Linked DNA regions of Homo sapiens: region 2 is linked to region 1. The links are chromatin loops, found by intact Hi-C in ENCODE. Cell type or tissue: transverse colon. All regions are shown on one strand. Links, peaks and the distances in the headings refer to the core of each region. The heading gives the core; the rest is flanking DNA. Region 1 overlaps COBL (cordon-bleu WH2 repeat protein). Region 2 has its middle 200 kb from the start of GRB10.

Region 1 (11,158 bases), core at 2,462-7,461:
TAATAGTAACCCAATCTCGGCCGAGCGCGGTGGCTCATGCCTGTAATCCCAGCACTTTGGGAGGCCCAGGCAGGTGGATCACCTGAGGTCAGGAGTTCAAGACCAGCCTGACCAACATGGTGAAACCCTGTCTCTACTAAAAATACAAAATTAGCCAGATGCAGTGGCGATTGCCTGTAATCCCAGCTACTCGGGAGGCTGAGGCAGAAGAATCGCTTGAACCTGGGAGGTGGAGGTTGCAGTGAGCCGAGATCACACAACCGCACTCCAGGCTGGGGAACAGAGTGAGACTCCAGCTCAAAAAAAAAAAAAAAAAAGAGTAACCCAATCTCACGGTTACTAATAGGAATACTAGTAACTGCAAAAAGCACTTTTAAGTGGCAAGGCATGACCCATCAAAAGTCAGCCCAAGGGCAGTTTTCAGCCCTGCCTCACCTGGGTCTAGTTCAGCTGGTGGATGAGCTGATTGATGTGTTCACCCCGACAGCCAGGTGGGGCCCATCTCCTTGAGGAAACCCACTCTATTTGTGGTAGCAAGATGGGCCACTGAGAAGTGGAAAGGGCGCAAAAACCATGAGATCTCCTGGAAATGCTTCTCCAGGAAGGCAATTTCATGAATGAGGTCTTCCAAGCAAATGACACCAAAATTCCCCTGGTGCTCCTCATCACTGTGTTGTCTGTCTGAGGGATGGTCTTATTCTTGACCTTGGCTCATCCACATTTCAAAATGAGTTCCCAGGCAGACTTCAGATGTGGAAATACCCAGATCACATAAGTTTCCACTATGGGCAGCATTTTTAGGTTCTGGGGGGTGACTTTTACAAAGATACCACTAAAAATTTTCTTTAGGCGAAGTCTTGCCATGGTTCTCTGCACCAGTAAACTCATGTCATTAATCCTTTCAATGCGTACAATAAAGGCCAAGGAATGTTATCTGGCAATTCCAAGGCATGAGGTTTCACTTCTAGTCATCTGAGATGCATCTTGTCACGTTTCTGCCACCAGGAATCATATAGGAATGATTCCAGTCGTTTAACTTGAGCCCTTTTCCTTTCCTCTGCTCCTTCTTCTCCAAAAGTGTCTGCTTTGCCTGGGTGGCTTTGAGGACTTGATAAGCCTTCCTCTTTTTCAGGAGATTTTCTGGAACCAAAGGGATTTTTCTTTGCTCTTGCTCCATTATCTTTCTAGAGTTGTAGCTACTGATCATGCGTAACTCTACCACATGGGGAAGATGGCACTCACTCTATCAAGACCATATACTATTTTTAAAGACCTAAAATAAATTATGAAGTGGCTTTTGTCTATCTCATTTATAGAACAGGATAATATGTAAAGTTTGCATTGAAAATAAAAAGGGAGAAAGATCACATGATTTGTATTCATTCTTTCATTCACTCAAAAGACATTTACTATTTATCTTCCATGGGTCAGTATCTGGGATAGATTCTAAACATCCACAAATGAGGATAACAGGATCCCTCCCTGATGCAAGTCCATCACTGGTAGGAAACACAGATAAACAAACACTCAAGACACCAAGGCTTGTGCCATGAGAAAGGCTCATATACAATGCTCGTGGAGCAGATGCTCTTTCTAGGAAAGAGGGTAGTGGCCTGAGGGGACAATTCCAAGGCACTGGTTGAGCTATGTGTTGCAGAATGGGATAAGGACATGTCTAGCATAAGGAAGGGTCGCTACAGGAGAAGATGGGAAAGGTTGTGGGATGTGTGAAGAACTGGGATCGCAGGTAAGCTGCAGCTGGGGACTGACAGTGTGCAGCAGGGCAGCCATGGAAAGGATGCAGGGACCAGGCGGCAGAGCCTGGATCTTATCCCAGAGGTGGCAGAAACCCTCAGAGGACTCCAGGCAGGTCAATAACAGGGCACTTGCATTTAGCCATGACTTCTCTGGAGGGATAGGGAGGGTAGGCTCAGATCACATCCTGCCTTTCCCCAAAACCTTCTGAGGGCATCTCATGAACTTTATAAACCTCCATACCCCTTCTCCATTGCCCATCTCTCCTGCTTCACCTCCAGCCATTCTCCCCAGAGCCCCACTACTCCTGCCACACTGCCTGCCTTCCTGCTGCTCACACACGCCAAGCTCAGCCCCACCGCAGGAGATGTGCACATGCTGCCGTACACAGTAGATGGCTTACTCCTCTCTTCACTGAGAGGCGTACATGTACAGCAAAACCTCCTCAAAGAAGCTCTCCTGACAGCCCATCCAAAACGGCAGCCTTTGGCTGGGCGTGGTGGCACACGCCTATAAAAAAACTGCAGCCCTTGCAACTCTCTTCCAACTCAGTATCACTTCCAGAAATTATACTTTATTTATTTACTCTCTATCTCCCCCACTAGAACATAATGTGTCAGAGTTGCAGGGAGACCTCACCTGTCATATTCATGGCTGTGTTCCCAGGGCATAAAATGCTGGTGAGTAGCAGGCTCACAGTAAATATCTGTGCAATGAATGAATGAAGGTGAGACTAGAGTCAAAAGCTACTGCGAAACACAAAACACCAATGGTGATTTCGTCTGAGCTAAGAACACAGCAGTGTGATGACATGTTTGGTGGAGAGCTGACGCACCAGGGAATGGAGGAATCTGAGGTGATGCCTGACAGGGAGGATGGCTGGCCTGTGCACCAAGCCCAGTTGTACAGGCCCTGGAGGTGTTGAAAGAAGGCAGCCCGAGGGGCCAGGCGCGGTGGCTCACGCCTGTAGTCCCAGCACTTTGAGAGGCCGAAGTAGGCGGATCACCTGAGGTCAGGAGTTTGAAACCAGCCTTGACCAACATCGTGAAACCCCCTCTCTACAAAAATTAGCTGGGAATTGTGGCATCTGCCTTACTAGGGAGGCTGAAGCAGGAGAATCACTTGAACCCAGGAGGCGGAGGTTGCAGTGAGCCAAGATCACGCCATTGCACTCCAACCTGGGCAACAAGAGTGAAACTCCATCTCAAAACAAAAAAGAAGGCAGCCTGAGGAACGCTAAGCTCCAGATTCTGTGAGGCACCCTCTGGGCAGGCAAGTCCAAAGCTGCCAGGAGAGGGGTTGGGATGGAGCTGGAGAGGGGTGGGCCCGTGCTGATGGTGCAGGAAGAATGTGGCCAGTGGCAGCGCTCCTGCCAGGCTCACCGCACTCACCGCACAGCAGCCCTGGCTGGCTCAGGGCACAGAGCCAAAGTGGAGTCTGACAGTGGCCCAGCCCCAGGAGGCCACATCCTCGAGAACACAAGGCAGAAGAAGAAGTGCAGGTGCAAGACAGGGGCACACCTGGGAACCCCAATGTCTCAGGCAGGGACAGAGGAGGGGCAGACTCTTCAAAGGAGCCCCAGGAGGTGACAGGAAAGTGAGGAGGGAGACCCTGGCCAGGAAGGTCAGAAAAGGAAGTTTCCGGACGAAACCGTGTCAGAGTCAGAAGCTGAAGAGAGGAAGTCAGTAGGACCATACAAACAGTTCCACAGCGAGGTGGCCATGGGAAAGGACTCCTGCGACTCAGGACTGGGTCTGAGACCCTCAGGGAAAATGGCCCGGTTAGGACAGCCTAGTAAGAGCGCACAGGAAGGATGCACTGGGAAGTCACGACAGGCAGCGCCAAGTCGCCATGCCTGTGAACCAACAGGGTGCTGGCGGCAACATTCGCCATGCAGTCACCATCACATGGACGTCTGGGGCAAACAATCAAAGTGATTTACATGACAGATGTGTGTGAAGACATGCCAGTATTAAAGCATGAACCAGGGGCCGGTTGGTCCCAGGGCAGTCTCAGTGGCTGTGGAGTGAGTGCTGGGATACAAGGATGAAGAGGGCAATAATGAAGAAGCTGTCCTTCCCTCACTGCCCACGCCCTACCAGCAACCCCTGGTAGGAGGCAGGGCAGGGCCCAGAGGCATTGAGACCCAACTTGCCAGGAGCCTGGGAACTGGAACCGGCAGCAGCCCTGGGCTGCATCTGGAAAAAGAAGTCAGTGTCCAGCAGGTAAGCTGGGCAAGGTGAGGCACGGACGAGCCTCGTCTCCACACCAGGGCAGGTGGAACTGACATCAGTGGGGCCCTGACGCAGTGTTAAGAGACATGGAGGTGTCGCCAGCCACATTCTCATTAATACAAAGTGGTGGTGTGTGGAGTTGGGGAGTTCCCCCCAGCTCACCGGAAGCCACCCGCAAGCCGAGGGTGGCCCTGGGAGCAGGTCCTACCTGTGAACAGCACCTGTCATCTACACTGCACTGGGGAAAGGTGCAAGAGACACCCTCCAGCCCTAGGCTCCTATGAGCAAGAGCACACAGGCCAGGAGGCCTGGGGAGGGCCCACGAGGTCTCACACTCATGCACTCCCACGTGTGAGAAGGAGGGAGCAAATGGATTGTTTTAAGCAGGAAGATAAATGGTCAGTGGGATATGTTTCACAAACTGCTTTTGGCAGCAATATGGGGGGTGGATAAGGAAAGTAGGAGGCTGGAGGAAGGAAATCAGAAGAGCATTTCAGAAGCCCTGCAAAGTGCTGGCAAGGGCCTGAGCTATGAACCAAGACAATAAAACAGAAAAAAAAGTTCTTTTTTTTTTTCACACAGTGGGTGGAGGTCCCCACTTTGGTGGGGAATTATGGAGCCCACACCTGAGTGCTTTTAGTTGAAGCTTTAGTACCTGGGAGGATGAAGAGTTCCCAGGCGTGGCTGTCCAGCTCACTGGTGTCAGCACCAGCAGGTCTGATTGTTAAGTTCAAGGGCTGCCCAGCAAGGCCTGGGAGACAGAACCAGCCAGACTGGTTTTATTGGATTGTGCTGCTGATAATGACACAATTTTTATGTCACTGAACACTTTCTTGGCAACTACTAAATATTTTGATATGATTCCTATACAAAAACAGTTGACATAAGGACTATGATCCCCATTTCAAATGAGGACAGGAGATAACTAAAGTTGATGGAATGCTAACCATGAGTTTGGCACTGTGGTAGGTTCTTAGTGTCCCAACTAGTTTTCATGACAGCTCACAAGGGAGGTGCTGTTATTCCACTTTTATAGAAGATGAAACTGAAACCTAGATTATGTAGCTGTCAAAAGACAACAAAACTAGTGAGGAAGAGAGCCAGGACGCCGGCCCAGGTCTATCTGAGCTTGGTCCCCATGAGATGCCTTCTGAGTTCCAATCGCAGCCCCCAAGCCTCAGAACTGCTGGATCAAAACTGCAGGCAAGGAAGGATGGGTGCAAAAGCCCATGTGTTGGGGATCTGTTCCTCACAATGGCAGGGCAGAAGGGGCTCAAACGTTCTTCCTTTAGGGGCCTGGCTGAATAAGCCAGGATGCAGCCACACAGGGCACAGAGAGTGAGGACACCTCTACGTAACAGTTGGATGTTTTACATAATTGCAAAACAAAATATAATTAAAAAGCAACCCCCGGCCAGGCATGGTGGCTCACGCCTGTAATCCTACCAATTTGGGAGGTCAACACGGGTGGATCACCTGAGGTGAGGAGTTCGAGACCAGCCTGGTCAACATGGCAAAACCCCGTCTCTACTAAAAATACAAAAATTAGCCGGTCTTGGTGGTGCACACCTGTAATCCCAGCTACTCGGGAGGCTGAGGAAGGAGAATCGCTTGAACCCGGGAGGTGGAGGTTGTAGTGAGCCAAGATCACACCACTGCACTCCAGCCTGGGTGACAGAGCAAAACTCCATCTCCCAAAAAAAAAAAAAAAAAAAAAAAGCAACCTCTAACACTTGAAGAAAAATGAACAAAATGCTTTTAAATGCACATTGATAACATCAAAACACACCAGCTGAGGTAGAGGGCAAGTGGGGTATACAATGAAATAAAATATACCATGTTGGAGTGTACACCAAAGGTTCATTACATTGTTCTCTCTCATACACATGTGCATATGAAATCAGATTTCATATCCATAGGAAATATCCCATAACTGTATGCCATTTTAAACTGTGGGATGGAAGAGGACTTAGATGTCAAGTGCAGCTTCCTTCTCATCCCAGAATGCCCAGAGGCCTCTGGCCCTCAGTAGGTCACTCATGCTCACGTTTCCAATGTGAAGGCCTCCTGAAGGGGCATGCAACAGCAGCCCGATGCCCGACAACCAGCGGCAGCACTTCTGATGCCCCACTCAAGAAAGTCTACACAGCAGAACCTCAGGGCATTTCTGACACCTTTCTGTGTGTGTTCCCAGTCCTTTAACAACCGCGTGCTCATCTGTTTCAGCCTCACTGCTGCTTTACAAGGGTAGTGCCACATCTGCATCCACACCTGCTTTTAAAGACCTGGGAAAGCAGGTGGGGGTTGGGAGTTAAATAGCTGTGGAGAGGGGAGAACCAGAAGAACTGGGTTCCAGAGAAACCCAGAGCAGGGGCTGTTCCCCATCCACTGACCCCAGCACGCCCAGCCACACCCACCAGGCAAACCGCCACCAGGCTTAGGGCAGAAGGCTCCCCAGGCTGGATGGGGACAGGCTGCACCTCTGCTCTAGCAAGGTCACAGGTCGAGGTGAGGCAGGGTGTTTGCAGCCCTAGGAATAGAACTTATCTCAGTTCAAAGACCCAAAGCACATGTGCACAGAGGACAGTGAAAAGGAGAGCATGCCCCTCAGCCAGGGCCACCCACAGAACCCCAACCAGGAGAAAGCCCTGGATGATGTGATACCTGAGGTGCCCAGAGGGGAAGAAGGGGCAGGTAGGTGGGCTGGCTTCTCCGGACACCTGTCCCTGCCAGGGCAGCCTGTGCCTGTTCCTCTGCAACCCTCCCTCCCTGCCCCGGCTCTCAGGCTTCTATGACAGGCTCAAAGTCCATGTGGATCAACTGTCCACGTGGACTGGCAGATGTTTTGCCACATAAAATGTACATCCACTCACATTCTCAAGAAACAGTCATATGCGATTTCCATTACACCTCTGAATTTATAATGAAAGTTACAGCCAGATGTGATCCAGTGGATCGATGTGATCCAGTGAATTGGCGTTTCCCTACCATTTTTTTTTCAATTCACAATTCCTTTCACAGTAATATACAACCTTAAAAGCCCCCTGGGATTAACATAATATTTAATAATATTCATTACACAGAAAGGCAAATTCTGATGTTTTAAGTAATTAGTGACACATGCTGCTAAAACATTTTAATTTTGTAAGAAACAATCACATGTGGGCAAATTAATTACAAAACAATAAATTATCTCATCTTCTGTATGGACACTAAATACATGGTAAAATATAGATTGAAAACTAATTGTATTATAGGCAAAAGCTGCTGTCATTAACTTAATTTCTGACTTTTTAGTTTTGCTTTAAAGAGCAACTGATTGCCAGGTGCAGTGGCTCAAGCCTATAATCCCAGCATTCTGGGAGGCCGAGGCAGGTGGATCACCTGAGGTCGGGAGTTTGAGACCATCCTGACCAACATGGAGAAACCCCATCTCTACTAAAAATACAAAATTAGCTGGGCATGGTGGCGCATTCCTGTAATCCCAGCTATTCAAGAGGCTGAGGCAGGAGAATCCCTTGAACCCGGGAGGCAGAGGTTGCGGTGAGCCAAGATCGCACCATTGCACTCCAGCCTGGGCAACAAGAGCGAGACTCCATCTCAAAACAAAACAAAAAAAAGATCAACTGATTCTTATTTTAAATGACAAAGTGAGAAACGGCTTTTCTGGCTGCTGCTTGCAAGTACTTCTACACAAATAACATGGCATATGCAAGGGCTGTCCCTGTTTCCCACAAATGGACGGAAGGAAAGGACTCTACGACACAAGCACCCACACACAGTTTTTTTCCACATGTTTTTTGAGTGCTATGGACACCTAGACCAAGAAACCTAACATTTTTATTGAGATAACCCAATTCAGGGTTGGGAGGAGTTGCCCTTGGGAGGAGTCCCAAGGCAAATTTGCAAAATGAGTCCCATTTTTATATTCCCTATTAACTTACATTTCGACATCAATGCCCTCTGCTTCTTAATAACATACGATTACAAATAAAAAGCATATAACATTGTATCATGGTCAGGATTTCCACAGGGCTTTGCGATAAACCCAAAAGGTATCAAAGATACCCTCTCAATTTTTAGAAATCTCCGCTCACCACCACTCTCCCACCGCATAAATACAGAGGCCACACAAAGGCCCATGTTGGAAGAAAACCTTGAACAAAAATAAGTATCTCATTTACTTTGATTTTTCAGTAAATAAAAATCTGAAACCCTTGTTATTTCTACATTTTTAACAATGCCAAACCTGGTACCCTTTCCCAAACCCCTGCTGTAAAAAACTTTATGAAAGATTTTCCTCTGTTCAGGCAGGCACTCTGGCCTGAGGAGTGTCAGGCCTTCTGAGGCACACAGATGAGCCAGAACAAAACCAGCGCAGGACCTGACTCACAGCCACCTGCACTGGTGAGCAGGGGCTCAAGAGAACCTCCACAGCACAGCCCCATCCGCAAAGACTTGAGGCCTCTACTTCCATTTTCATACATTCATTTATTTGTATTTTTATATATATATATATTACTAGTATATTGAGAGTATATTATACATGTTACTAGTATATTGAGAACATTACAGAAATTACACACAAAAAAAGAACTTTTGTTGTTGTTGTTTTTGAGACAGGGTTGCTCTCTGTCACCCAGGCTGGAGTACAGTAGCGCAATCTCAGCTCACTGCAGCCTCTGCCTCCCAGTTTCAAGCAATTCTCGTGCCTCAGCCTCCAAGAAGCTGGGATTACAGGCACCTGCCACCATGCCCAGCTAAGTTTTGTATTTTTAGTAGAGGCGGGGTTTCACCATGTTGCCCAGGCTGGTCTCAAATTCCTGACCACAAGTGATCCGCCTGCCTCAGCCTCCCAAAGTGCTGGGATTACAGGTGTGAGCCACCACACCCGGCCAAAAAAAGAACTTTGGAAAGAAACAACAAATATTCTCTTCCCAAATTTATTCACTTCCTCCTTATCCCAAATGGATCACGAAGCACACCCGGGGGCCTGTACCTCCACTTTTGAGACCACGGCTCTATTACTTTATCAAGTGGAAGATCCCTGCCCTGGTATCTGGTATTGGTGGTAGAGATGAGGACTGGACAGCCTTCCTCCCTCCTGCCCTGCAGGCGCTGTGTCCGCTGCGGGTGTCCTCAGTTCCACGTGCCGTCTGGGGCACTGTTCTCGCCCACTCTCAATAAAGAAATCTCTTCCTCAGCACTCCAGGAAGGCAAATATGTAACAAGGAATTTTATTATGAATGAGTGTTACAATAGATCCAGGACTAGAAGAGAGCATGATCACTATTCCCAGTAATTTGTCTAAAAGGAAAATGCAATCAATGCACCCTGCACCATGGTAACCCTCCACTGTGGGAAAAATCACCTCTGCCAAAGCTCTGCCCTCTGGACCCTCAAGCTCCTTCACTAACAGCCTCACCATCCACCCACTAGACACTTCCACCCACTGGACACTTAATTCCTCCTCAAAAAGTCTTTCCTACCACCCTTCCTGCAACGCAGATGAACGCTGAGAAGAAGAGTTACTAAGCATTCACTCTGTGCAAGGCAGCGTTAGGTATGTTTAAGGGATGTGATCTTCACAGCCCTGTGAAGCAGGTGGATCACAGAGTAATTCCCTTTTGCAGATGTGGAAATAAGAACACAGGTGTCTTTATCAGGCTCCCCAGCTGGGCACGGTGGCTCATGCCCATAACCCCAGCATTTTGGGAGGCCAAGGTAGGTGGATCACAAGGTCGGGAGTTCGAGACCAGCCTGGCCAATATGGTGAAACCCCGCTTCTACTAAAAATACAAAAATTAGCCAGGCATGGTGGCAGGTTCCTGTAGTCCCAGCTACTCAGGAGGCTGAGGCAGGAGAATCGCTCGAACTCAGGAGGTGGAGGTTGTGGTGAGCCAAGATCGCGCCATTGCACTCCAGCCTGGGTGACAGAGTGAGACCCCGTCTCAATAAAAAAAAAAAAAAAAAAAAAATTCAGGCTTCCCAGAAGACACAGCTGGAGCTGGAGCAGTTGTGCCAGCCCTTCAGCAGGGAGTGCACCCCAGGGAAGCGAGGTTGATGGAGGGAGGCCAGCCAGAAGGCGCCAGCACCCAGCCACCCGCTGCAGCAGGCTCTGTATAGCTGCTGTGTCCCCAAGCACTCCTGGGATGGGGAGTGCTTCTGTGTCCAAATTGCAGCCCCCCACCAAGCCTCAGAACTGCTGGATCAAAACTGCAGGGAAGGAAGGACGGGTACAAAAGCCCATGTGTTGGGGATCTTTTCCTCACAATGGGAGGGCAGAAGTGGCTCATTTTTCCTTTAGGGGCCTGGCTGAATAAGCCAGGATGCATCCACACAGGGGACAGAAAACAGTACAGCAGTGGGGTCCTAAGTCACATCATGCATCAGTGACCCAGGTAAGAAGGAGATGGGAGGCCAGCACTTGTCATGCCGTGCTGCTGGTAAGTGGCACAGGGTCCAGACGCAACTGCCACGCAATGTCCCTCACCTCCAGAGTCGGGCACTAGGCAGGTCTGGGTGGTGCATCGGCAGGACGTGGGGGGCAGAGGTGTGCTCAGGAGCGTGGGCTCCATGTCACAGCCCTGCCCCTGCTCCGGCCACTGCTCTCCTTGCCCGTGGCTGCTTCCAGGTAAACACACAAGATACACTCAGCTTAAACCAGAGGACAGCAAATGCCACAGCCACTTGGTTTCACCATAACGACCCTGTATTTTATGAAGGCCAGAGTGAGGAAAGGGAAACTGCTTTTCTAGAGGTTCTTTATAGACCCTTTCTATTAGTTTTCTCAGCCTCAATTAGAAAATTGATGTTCACAGTTACACCAATGCTCCCCATCCAAGAAACCCTGGTCAAGAGACAAGAGGTGCTCTGTCTCCAGACTGAGGACGTGGCAGGAGAAAGCACCAAAGAAAATCCTGAGCCTGCTGGCGGCCATACTGACACAGGGAATAACACCCCCACCTGTGCACAGCTTCTCCTTCCCTCTAGCTGAACTTCATCAAGTCAGCAAGTTAAGAAAATACAGAGGCTCTGAAAAGTTCCCAACGGACATGTTTTCAGCTGCGGCCTATTTATATGCCCTGAAATGGACTCAGGTTCTAAAGCACCTGTGTTGTTGCATGAGCACTTTTGCCAGGCATAACCTGTGACAGGAGCTGAATCTG
Region 2 (11,158 bases), core at 2,271-7,270, 280 kb before region 1:
GTTTCCTCATCTGTAAAAGACAGGCAGGTAAGAATGCTCGCCACTCTGCGTTTTTGTGGGCATGAAATGCTGGGACTTCATGACTGCATCCCGTGGAGTGTGTAATGTTTTCAGCAACAGTAGCAGGGGATCAGAGAGGTCACCTGCTGGTCTACCACCTTCTTTGTCCTGTTTTTATAGCAAATTGATCTCTGAACAGTCCTGGAATCTATTTTCTCCCCAGGAGTAGAGGATGGACTGAATTTCTGAATGTGTTGTTCCTGCTCCCTCTCCTCTTCCCCAAAGCTGTTACCTGAACCAGGAACTCCTGCAGGGGTCACAGCCTCTGGAGTTGCCAGAGCAACACCCTGGGGACATGGTACATCTGCCTCACAGAGCATGAGGAGTGGTGGGAAGGGTGTGCCTCCCCAAGCCCAGCTCATAGGATGTGGCCTGTGGTGAGGACGGGACTTCCATTCCCATGGCACAATGCCTGTCCCCTCCAAAGGCATCCTGCTCTGTCACAGCCTGCCATCCACAAGCAGTAGGTAATAATGCAGAGACCAGAAAATAGGGAGCCTGCCCTTGCTTCTGCTGCCCTCAGTGTGGAGATGCTGAATAACAAAGACCCCGTGCAGGGACTGTGCTGGTGGATGGGTAGCTGTCAAGTTGACTGAGTCACAAGGTGCCCAGATGTTTGCTGAAACATTATTTCTGGGCATCTCTGTGAGGGCAGTTCTGGATTAACATCTGAAATGGCCAACTGAGTAAAGCAGATGGCCCTCCCCACCGTATGGGGCTCATCCTGTCCATTTAGGGCCTGAATCGAATAAACAGCACCTGTAGTCCCAGCTACTTGGGAGGCTGAGGCAGGAGAATTGCTTGAACCCGGGAGGCGGAGGTTGCAGTGAGCCAAGATTGCACCACTGCAATCCAGCCTGGGTGACAAAGCGAGACTCTGTCTCAAAAAAAAAAAAAAAAAGAATAAACGGCCGAGTGGACAGAACCTTCCCTCTCTGCCTGACTGTCCTCACTGGGGCATCAGTCTTCTCCTGCCTTCAGACTCAAACCTGACCTGGAATGGTACCATTGGCTCTTCTGGGTCTGTACTTCTTATTTCTGCAATAACATGAACATATTCCTTATAATAAACCTCTTTATGTTGATATCCGTATATATACACACACACACACACACACACACACACACACACACACACATATACACATACATGTCCTATTGGCTCTGTTTTTCTGGGGAACCCTAACTAATATTAATACTTTTCTCCTTAGTAATGGAAGATCTAGGTGACCGCGTGAAAGCCATTTGTCCTCTCTAGTTTCCTCTTTTGTACAACAGGAGTAATAATATTGATCTCACATGTGAAAGTATTAAAGGATTAAGGGGCCACTTAGCACTTTGTGTTGGGTTCATGGTAAGAGTTCAATAGACTGTGGCTTTGGGGAGGAGGTGTACAAGGCACATTAAAATGTGTATTGCATTCCCAAAGACATTTTGATTCTTACTCCGGGAAATCTTCTGGATCCCTCTTATAAACACTGACCGAACTGCATCGCTGAATCTCTAACACACAGATCTTTTCTGCCTTCAAATATTGTTTTTCTTTTTATTAGACCAGTGTTTTTCAAAGTTGTGTCCCCACACAAATGCACTAGAATTACCTGTCAATTTACATGCAGAAGAAATATGCACATTCTTGAATCCCACCCAGACCCACTGAATCAGAATACCTTGGCAAAGAGCCAAGGAATTTGCATTTTTAACAAGCTCCCCGGGTGATGCTAATGCAATTAAAATTTGAGAGCCTCTGCCTTATGCCCTGCTGAGTCCCCTTACTCCACACAGACATAATTAAGCCTCTTAATTACACTTTTTGCCATGAATTAATAGAGTCTTAATTATCTGAGAACACTGATTGACAATAAGAGGCATGAGATAGTTTGGTTTTTATTAAAAATGAAGGCAAGATTTGAACATCGCTGATGGTAGCCATCTCCTGGTGTAACTGGAGGTTTCTTTTTGACAATACTGTGGCCATTCTGAACAACCCTCTCTATTCTATGGTGGCATTAGTGTTAGTGTAATGGGGTTCACGGTGATGATTCTGCATACCCCAAGTGACTTCATAAGCAGATCCTTGTTAAATTCGCAGATTTTCCCAAATGAAAAGGGTCAACTTATCCCTGAAATGATATCCATTTAGGTACCTACAGAGGTAACCCTAGAATCCTGTTGTCTTCTCACCTTCCTACCCATAGGCTAGTATGACCACTAAATCTATAGGAACCATCCCGCCACCAGAGTAAGGCTAATGCTACCATCATTCATTTATAGCTCACAGTTGTGGGCAATTGTTATCATCTTCATTTTACTGGTGTGGAAATGGAGATGCAGAGGGGGTGAGTTGACCTTTTGACAGTGTCAACACTGACATCCAGATTTTTAATTCCGACTGCAGGGCCAACTGGGCCTCTACTGTTCCTCCTTCATCTTCATTATTGTCAAGTGTCTGCTCATATTCATTCCAGCCTTTGAGGCCTGGCTGAGCAAGGGGCATGAAGGCAGAAAACTGGGCTCCTTGGGTCCTGCTCTGAAAAGTCCTGATGCAGGAGCTGGTCTTCTCCAGAAGAGAAATAACTAGTTGTTTATGCAGACTTGCCACCACCAGCCAGTCCCTACTTAACTATCCCATCATTATTGTCAGAGGTATTTGAACCAGAGTGACTCCATCTTGAATAGGGGCTGGGTAAAATAAGACTGAGATCTGCTGGGCTGCATTCCCAGGAGGTTAGGCATTCTAAGTAACAGGATGAGATAGGAAGTTGGCAAAAGATGCAGGTCATGAAGACCTTGCTGATAAAACACGTTGCAGCAAAGAAGCCGGCCAAAACCCACCAAGACCAAGATGGTGAGGAAAGTGACTTCTGGTCGTCCTCACTGTTTATTATATGCTAATTATAATGCATTCACATGCTGAAAGACACTCCCACTCATGCCATGATAGTTCACAGATGCCATGGAAATGTCAGGAAGTTACCCTATATGGTCTAAAAAGGGGAGGAACCCTCAGTTCCGAGAATTACCTACCCCTTTCTTGGAAAACTCATGAATAATGCACCCCTGTTTAGCATATAATCAAGAAACAACTATGAGTATACTCAGTCCAGCAGCCCATGCCACTGCTCTGCCTATGGAATAGCCATTCTTTCATTCCTTTACTTTCCTAATAAACTTGCTTTCACTTTACTCTATGGACTAGCCCTAAATTGTTTCTTGCACGCAGTTCAAGAACCTTCTCTTGGGGTCTGAACTGGGACCCCTTTCCGGTAACATTATCATCCTGTTGTGAGCCGGGGGCTTTGGCCCTCAATAAGGCAGCAGAGTTTCCTAGAGGGCAGACCGTCATAAGCTATTGTGCTCCATGACTTGCTTTGCACGTTTCAGCTCATCATCTTCATTAAATAAGTAAATCACCACACAAGCCTGTTTAAGAATGGGAAAGGGGCACATTTACTTAGATGAGAGTTGGGAAGAGAGAGGAGAGCACTGGGCTTTTTGTGACATGATTGTAGCTGCCCATAGGCTGGAGCCAGGGTGAAGTGGAACAGAAAGGGATCAGAAGGGAGGCACAAGGAAAGATGAAATCTCGAGCTCTAAATCGAATCCTTCTTCTGACAGCTGCCTCCATTCTTGGTGCTTCTCCTGATTCTCCTTCTCCAGGCCGCATAACCTAGTGGTCATTATGATGGCATTGAATTTGGGAACCTCTTACACTTGGATTGTTCAGGTTTCAAACTTTTAATTTTTCCCTTCAAATCCTTGGTTACCTTGTTGTGGCTTTTTGTTAATTAATATTGTCTGAGACTTGCATTTAATTTCAAGATGGAAAAACAGGAACTAGATTTACCTTCCTTTATAAAGCTACCAAACACAAGGCAAAAGGTATGAAACATTGGTTTGCAAGACACTGGGCATTAAGCAATGAAGGATAGTGGTCCGTGAAAGATGGGAAACAAACCAAGTGAGCCCTACAATTTCCTAATCTTCCTGCCTTGAGAGTTTCCAGACCTCAACTGATCTCTCAAGGATGTTCAGAGAGAGGCCAGGACACCCTGAGATGAGACAAAGAAGAGAGTAAGGGAAGGCCAAGAAGGAAAGCTGCAGAGAGAGAGCCTTCCTGAGATCTGCAGAGGGTTCCCCTTGAGCATTCAGCTGAATCCTATGCAAGACGAAGGTCTCTGAGGCTAGGGAAAGAGCCACCCAAAAGAATTTGAGTAGCAATACCCAGCACTCACCCAGGTCAAGGAATAACATTGACCAGCCAGACTGGAAAACCTCTATGTCCATGTGGAACTAGGTAAAACAAGCAGAGAAGTCTTGACTAAATAGGAAAAAAATTATTAGTGCTAGGATGAGCACTCTCAGTTCCACCTAACCAGTTTTTTGTTTGTTTGTTTGTTTGTGAAGGAGTCCTGCTCTGTCACCCAGGCTGGAGTGCAGTGGCGCTACCTCGGCTCACTGCAACCTTTGCCTCCCAGATTCAAGCAATTGTCCTGCCTCAGCCTCCCAAGTAGCTGGGACTGCAGGTGCATACCACCATGCCTGGCTAATTTTTGTATTTTTAGTAGAGATGGGGTTTCACTACGTTGGCCAGGCTGGTCTCCATCTCCTGACCTCAGGTGATCCACCTGCCTCGGCCTCCCAAAGTGCTGGGATTACAGGCATGAGCCACCGCTCCCGGCCCCTAACCAGTTTTAAGTAGCTTCTGTATCTCATAATGATATAAATCCATCAGTGAAAAGTAACACAGAACTGACACAGATGCTTGGATTAGCAGGCAAGAATATTAAGACAGGATGATAACTTTATATGTTTTAAAAAATTAAGTAGAAACATGGAAAGTATTAAAAAATGCCCAAATTAAAATTCTAGAGTTGAAAATTGGAATATGTGGGATGAAAAAAATACATTAGATAGAATTAATGGCAGATGATTAGACATTGCAGAAGAACATTTTAATGAACTTGAAGAATAGAAACTATTCAAAATTAGATACACAAAGAAATACAGAAAGAAAAGGTAATAAATAAATAATAAATAAAATGAACATAGCCATCAGTGAATTGTGGTATAGTTTCAAGAAGCATAATATACATATACATATGTATATGTCTATATTATATGTTATTATATTATATTATATTAGTATTATATTGTATACATAACATATTATATATATATTGTGCCAGAGAAAAAAGACATTTGTATAGCAGAACAAATATATGGATAACAAGCAGATGTCTCATCAGAAACTATGAACAAGAAGACAATGTAGGGAAGTATGGAAAGGAAAAAAATCTGGTAACCTAGGCTTTTATATTCAGTGAAAATGTCTTCAAAAACTAAAACACAAGGAAGTATTTTTTCAAGCATACCAAAGCCGAAAGAATGCATCCCTGGCAGACCTGTGCTATGAGAAATGTTAAAGGAAGTCCTTCAGTCAAAAGGAAGTCAATATTGGAGGGAAATACAGATCCACACAAATGAGTGAAGAGCTCTGGAAATGGCATATAAATAAATAAGATTTTTTTCCTATTATTTAAATTTCTTGAAAAGATAACTGATTGTTCAAACAAAAATAATAACAATGTAATATAGGGTTTATAACATATGTAAAACTAAAATATATGACAAGAACAGAAAAAAAGAATGGGAGAAGAAAAATGGAAGTGTGCTAATATAACATTATATTATAAGTAAAGGGGGTAGTATCCATCAAAAGTAGATTGTGGTAAGTTAAACATATATGTATATTATAAACCCTAAAGGAACCACTAAAATAACAAAACAAAGTGTTATAGCTAATAAGTAAAAAAAAAGTAATGCAGATATCCATAAAAATATTAATTAATATTACCTATTAATCCAAAAGGAAGCAGAAGAAAAAGCAGAGATTGCAGGTCACACAGAAAAGCAAGACCAACTCTATGTTGCTGTGGTACAATAGGAAATATATATAGTCATTCCTCAGTATTCCCGGGGGATTGGTTCCGGGACTCCTTATGGATACCAAATATCTCTAGATTACTTATAATACCTAATAAAATGTCAATGCTGTGTAAATAGTTCTTATACTGTATTGTTTAGGGAATCATGACAAGAAAATCAGTCTGTACATGTTCAGCACAGACACAACCATCCTTTCTTTTCCCCCTGAATATTTTTGATCCACGGTTGATTGAACCCATGGATTTGAAACCCATAGATGCGGAGGGCTGACTCTATTTGGTCTTTGTCCTCAGTCCCTGGCAGAGAGCTCCTAAAACCCTTGGAATTTCCTGAGTGAAGGGGTTGATAGGCACTTTTGTTATTCGTAATGAGCCCCTTTCCACCATGCCTGGCATTATGCTAATGAGGACTGTTGGAGAGCCCCTAGGTAGCTTCAGGATGGGCGCTGGTCACCAGAAAGGCCAAACCTTGATTAGATGGCTGGAAATTCTAGCGCCACGTCCAATCTCCATGGAGGAGGGAGGAATCAGTGGTGGTGGTGGGGTGGGGGGTTAAGTTCAATTGCCAATGGCCAGTGATTTGATCAATCACGCCAATATAATGAAACCTCCATAGAAACCCTAAAAGGCAGGGTCCCAGGAGCTTCCAACAAATTTGTGTGCTGGGAGGGTGGCTCACAACTTCACCAGGACAGAGGCTCCTGTGCTCTGACCTTGCTCTGTGAGCCTCCTCACCTAGTTGTTCATATGTATCATTTATAATAAACTGTAATAGCAAGTACAGAATTTTCCTGAGTTCTTTGACTCTAGTAAATCATAAAACCTGGCAAGGAGTGCAGGGGAGGAGATTGTGAGGACTCCCAAACTTTTAGCCAAGTCAGACAGAAGTGCTGGTAACCTGGAAATCAAGTGCTTGTGGTTGGCATCTGAAGTGGGGGAAGTCTCCCTTAAACCTGTGGAGCTTGATGCCAACTCTAGGTGGCCAGTGTCAGAATAGGACTGAATTGTACGACACCCAGTTTGTGTTGGGGATCAGCAAGCTAGAGAATTGGTGTTGGAAAATATACCACCTATTTGGTGTCAGAAAAAACTTGAGAGTTGCCTATAAGAAATTCATGTCAAATATAAATACACAGGTGGGTCAAAAGCAAAAAGATGGAAAAAGTTATATAATGTTAATACTAAAAACAGAAGAAAACAAAACAAACCTGCAATGGCTATATTGATATTGGACAAAGTGGATTTCAGAACAAAGAATATTTATAGGGACAAAGAAAGTCATTTCATAACAATAAAAGGGTAAGTTTGTCCAGAGGACATAGAAATCTTAAACATTTATGGACCTAATGACAGAGCTTCAAAATACCTGAAGCAAAAACTGGTATAAGTAATAACTCCATGGAGAGATAGACAAGTCTACAACCATAAAATAAATTTTAATATCTCTTTCTCAAAAATTGATAGAAAAAAAGGTAAAAAAAAAAAAAGAGAGAGAGTAAAGAATATAGAATATTTAACAGCAGTATCAACTAAATTGACCTAATTGACACTTATAGAACAATCCACATAACAATAGAATACACCTTCCCCTCAAGTGCCTGTGGAACATTTACCAAGATAGACAACATTCTGAGTTAGAAAACAAACCTTAATATGTTTGAAAGGATTCAAGTCATACAACTTATATTTTCTGACCATAATGGAATTAACTCAGAAATGATTAAAGATAAATCTCCAAATGTTTTTAAATGATGCAACGCACTTCTTATTTATTTATTTATTTTACTTTAAGTTCTAGGGTACATGTGCACAACATACAGGTTTGATGCATAGGTATACACGTGCCATGTTGGTTTGCTGCACCCATCAACTCGTCATTTACATTAGGTATTTCTCCTAGTGCTATCCCTCCCCCAGCCCCCCAGCCCCTAACAGGCCTCAGTTTGTGATGTTCTCTGCCCTGTCTCCAAGTGATCTCATTGTTCAATTCCCACCTATGAGTGAGAACATGCAGTGTTTAGTTTTCTGTCCTTGTGATAGTTTGCTGAGAATGATGATTTCCAGCTTCATCCATGTCCCTTCAAAGGACATGAACTCATCCTTTTTTATGGCTGCATAGTATTCCATTGTGTATATGGCAACACACTTCTAAATAAAATGTGGGGCAAGACAAAATCAAAAGTGAAACTAGGAAGTACTTTGAACTGAATGAAAATGAAAACAACATAAAACTTGCGAGATGCTTCAAAAGGGAAATTTATAACACTAAACTATATTAAAAAGAAGAAAGGTTTCAAATCATTGACCTCAGCTTCCACCTTAGAGAACTAAGCCCAAAGTAAAAAGAAGCAAGGAAATAATAAACATGAGTGAAAAAAAAAGAAAGAAAAAAACAATAGACGAAATCAATGAATCCAAAGCTGGTTTTTGGGAAGGCCAATAAAATTGATAAACTTTTAGCCAGGTCGATCAAGACAGAGAGAGGCAACACAGATTACAAATATCAGAAATGAGCATGGTGGCATCACTATAGATTCTACAGATACGAAAAGAATAGTAAGAGAATTTCATGGACAACTTTATGCCAATACATTTGACAATGTAGATGAAATTGACCAACACCTTGAATCACACACAAAGTGTCAAAGTTTACACAAGAGAAAAATACCTAATCTACATAGCCCTTTATATATTAAAGAAATTAAATTTAAAAATAAAAACTTTCCCTCAAAGAAAACTACAGGACTCGATGGCTTCACTGGTGAAATCTATCAATCTTTCAGGGAAGAAATAATAACAATTCTACATCAACTCTTCAAGAAATTTAAAGAAGGTATACTTTCCAACTGATCCCATGAAGTCAGTGTTACCCTGAGATGAAAATCAGACAAAGACATTATAAGAAAAGATAACTACAAACTCATATCACTCATGAACATGGACATAAAATTCTAAAACCAGTTTTCAGAAATTGAATCTAGCAATACATTAAAAATTATCATACACCATAACGAAGTGGGTTTTACCTCCAGAATGCAAGATTGTTTTAATATTTGCCAAGTAATCAATATAATCCATCATCTTAACAAGTTAAAAAAGAAAAACCATATAGTCATCTTAGTAGATATAGACATCCATTCCTGATAACATCTCTCAGCAATGTCATCATAGAAGAAAATTTCCTCAACTTGATAAAAGGCATCTATAAAAAGCCTACAGATAACATTATACTTATTATTAAAGATTGTACGCTTTTCCCCTAAGATAAGGAACAAGAATGTCCACTGCTATGATTCAACACTGAATTCAGTGAATAGCCTATACGGTAAGGCAAAATAAATAAATAAAAGGCAACTAGATTGGAAAGAGAGAAATAAAAAATGTGTTTATTCATGGATGACAGGATTATCTATGTAGAAAGTCAGATGGAATTAACAAAAAAGCTACCAGAGCTGGTAACTGAACTTAGAAATGTTTCAGGACACAATAGCAATATACAACAATCAATTGTCTTTCTATAACTAGCAATGAAGAATCAGAAATGGAAATATTATTTACAATAGTACCTAAAATATGTCATACTTATGAACAAGTCTGACAGGAGAAGTAAAGACACGTACTTTGAAATCTACAAAAAATTGTTGAGAAAATTAAAGAATACTTAAATAAATGGAAAAATTACCATGCTTATAGTTTGGGACACTTGATATTGTTAAGATTGATGAATAATTTCAAAACAATGCCAATCATAATCTTAGCAGACAGATTTTGTAAAAATTGACCAAGCTTACTCTAAAATTTATATGGCAGATCAAAGAAAAAGAGGCAACTTCAAGCCATACCTTGAACCATAGACAGCATTTAATACAAAATGGATCATAAATCGAAATGTAAAATCTAAAAGTATAAAAGTTGTAGAGAAAAAAATAGGAGAAAACTTTTGTGACTTGGGTTAAGTAAAGATAGCTTAGCTATGCCACCAGAAACATGACCTAAAAAACAGAAAATTGATAAATTGAACTTTATCAAAATTAAAAATGTATGCATTTCAGAAGAGAATGAAAACACAAGACATAGACTATGCCAGTCACCTGTATGGTAAAAGACTTATATCCAGAATATAGAAATAATTCTCAAGTTCACTAATAAGAAAATCCAGTTAAAAGTGGGCAAAACATTTGAACATACACTTCTTCAAAGAAGATATGCAAGTGGTAAATGAGCACTTGAAAAAATACTCCACATTATTAGTTATGAAAATGCAAATTAAAACAAAAATGAGATAAACACCTATTATAGTGGTTACAATTTTAAAAGTGTAACTGTAATGATTAATTTTATATGTCAACTCATCTGGGCCATAGTGCCCTGTTATGTGGTCAAATATTCTGCATGCTTCTCTGAGGGTGTTTTCGGATGAGATTAACATTACACTGGCAGACACTGAGTCAAGAAGATTGTCTTCTATAAAGTGGGTTGGCTTCATTCAACCAGCTGAGGGCCTGACCTCTTCCCATCCAGACAGAATCCCACAGCAGGCTGTCTTTACACATGCACTGAACATTGGCTCCTCCTGGGTCTCCAGCCTGTTGGCCCACCCTGCAAATTTTGGACTTGGCAGCTTCCATAATCACATGAGCCAATTCTTAAAATAAATCTTTCTACATTTATATACATGTCCTGTTGGTTCTATTTCTCTGGAGAACCCTGATTAATAGCTAGCTATACCATGTGTTTGCAAGGATGTGGAACAAGTGAAACTCTCACACACTACTGATGAAAATGTAACTGGTGCAAGAATTTTGGAAAACAGTTTGTAAGTTTCTTAAAAAGATAACCTACATCTATCGTATGATCTTTCTACTCCTAGGTACTTATTCAAGAGTAAAGCAAGCATACATTCATTCAAAGATTGTACACAGTGTTTATAGCCATGTTATTTGTAATCTCCCAAAAAATGTAATCTCTCAAAACAACCTAAATGTCCATCAACAGGTGAATGCATAAACAAACTGTAGTACTATATCCACACAATGAATTATACAGCAAGAAAGGGATGCACTATTGATTATTCATAATGGATTAATTTCAACTTAATTATGATGAGTGAAAGAAAACAGACAAAAGATACTGTATGATTAATTTATCTA

Evidence for each region. Hi-C counts contacts between places; a loop is a spot of excess contacts. Peaks named below come from ENCODE experiments on the same cell type or tissue, not always from the same donor. Only the 100,000 strongest peaks of a DNase experiment are listed, where the experiment ranks them.
Region 2: a loop joins it to region 1, with 12 times the contacts of the local background. A loop is called at or near these places in 1 of 110 quality-filtered maps.

Annotation. Positions count from the first base shown.
Region 1 is chr7:51,258,988-51,270,145 of GRCh38, forward strand. All of the region lies in intron 1 of COBL (cordon-bleu WH2 repeat protein), which reads right to left. It also overlaps the pseudogene RPL7L1P2. Among named protein-coding and RNA genes, the nearest start is that of COBL, 52 kb to the right of the region's middle. RefSeq lists an enhancer at 3,775-4,590. In transverse colon, for the core only: no CTCF peak of the experiment used is centred there; DNase peaks (open chromatin) are centred at 4,714, 5,120, 6,423, 6,764 and 1 weaker place; H3K4me3 peaks cover 414 bases; H3K27ac peaks cover 3,630 bases.
Region 2 is chr7:50,982,287-50,993,444 of GRCh38, forward strand. No RefSeq gene overlaps it. Among named protein-coding and RNA genes, the nearest start is that of GRB10, 200 kb to the left of the region's middle. In transverse colon, for the core only: no CTCF peak of the experiment used is centred there; no DNase peak of the experiment used is centred there.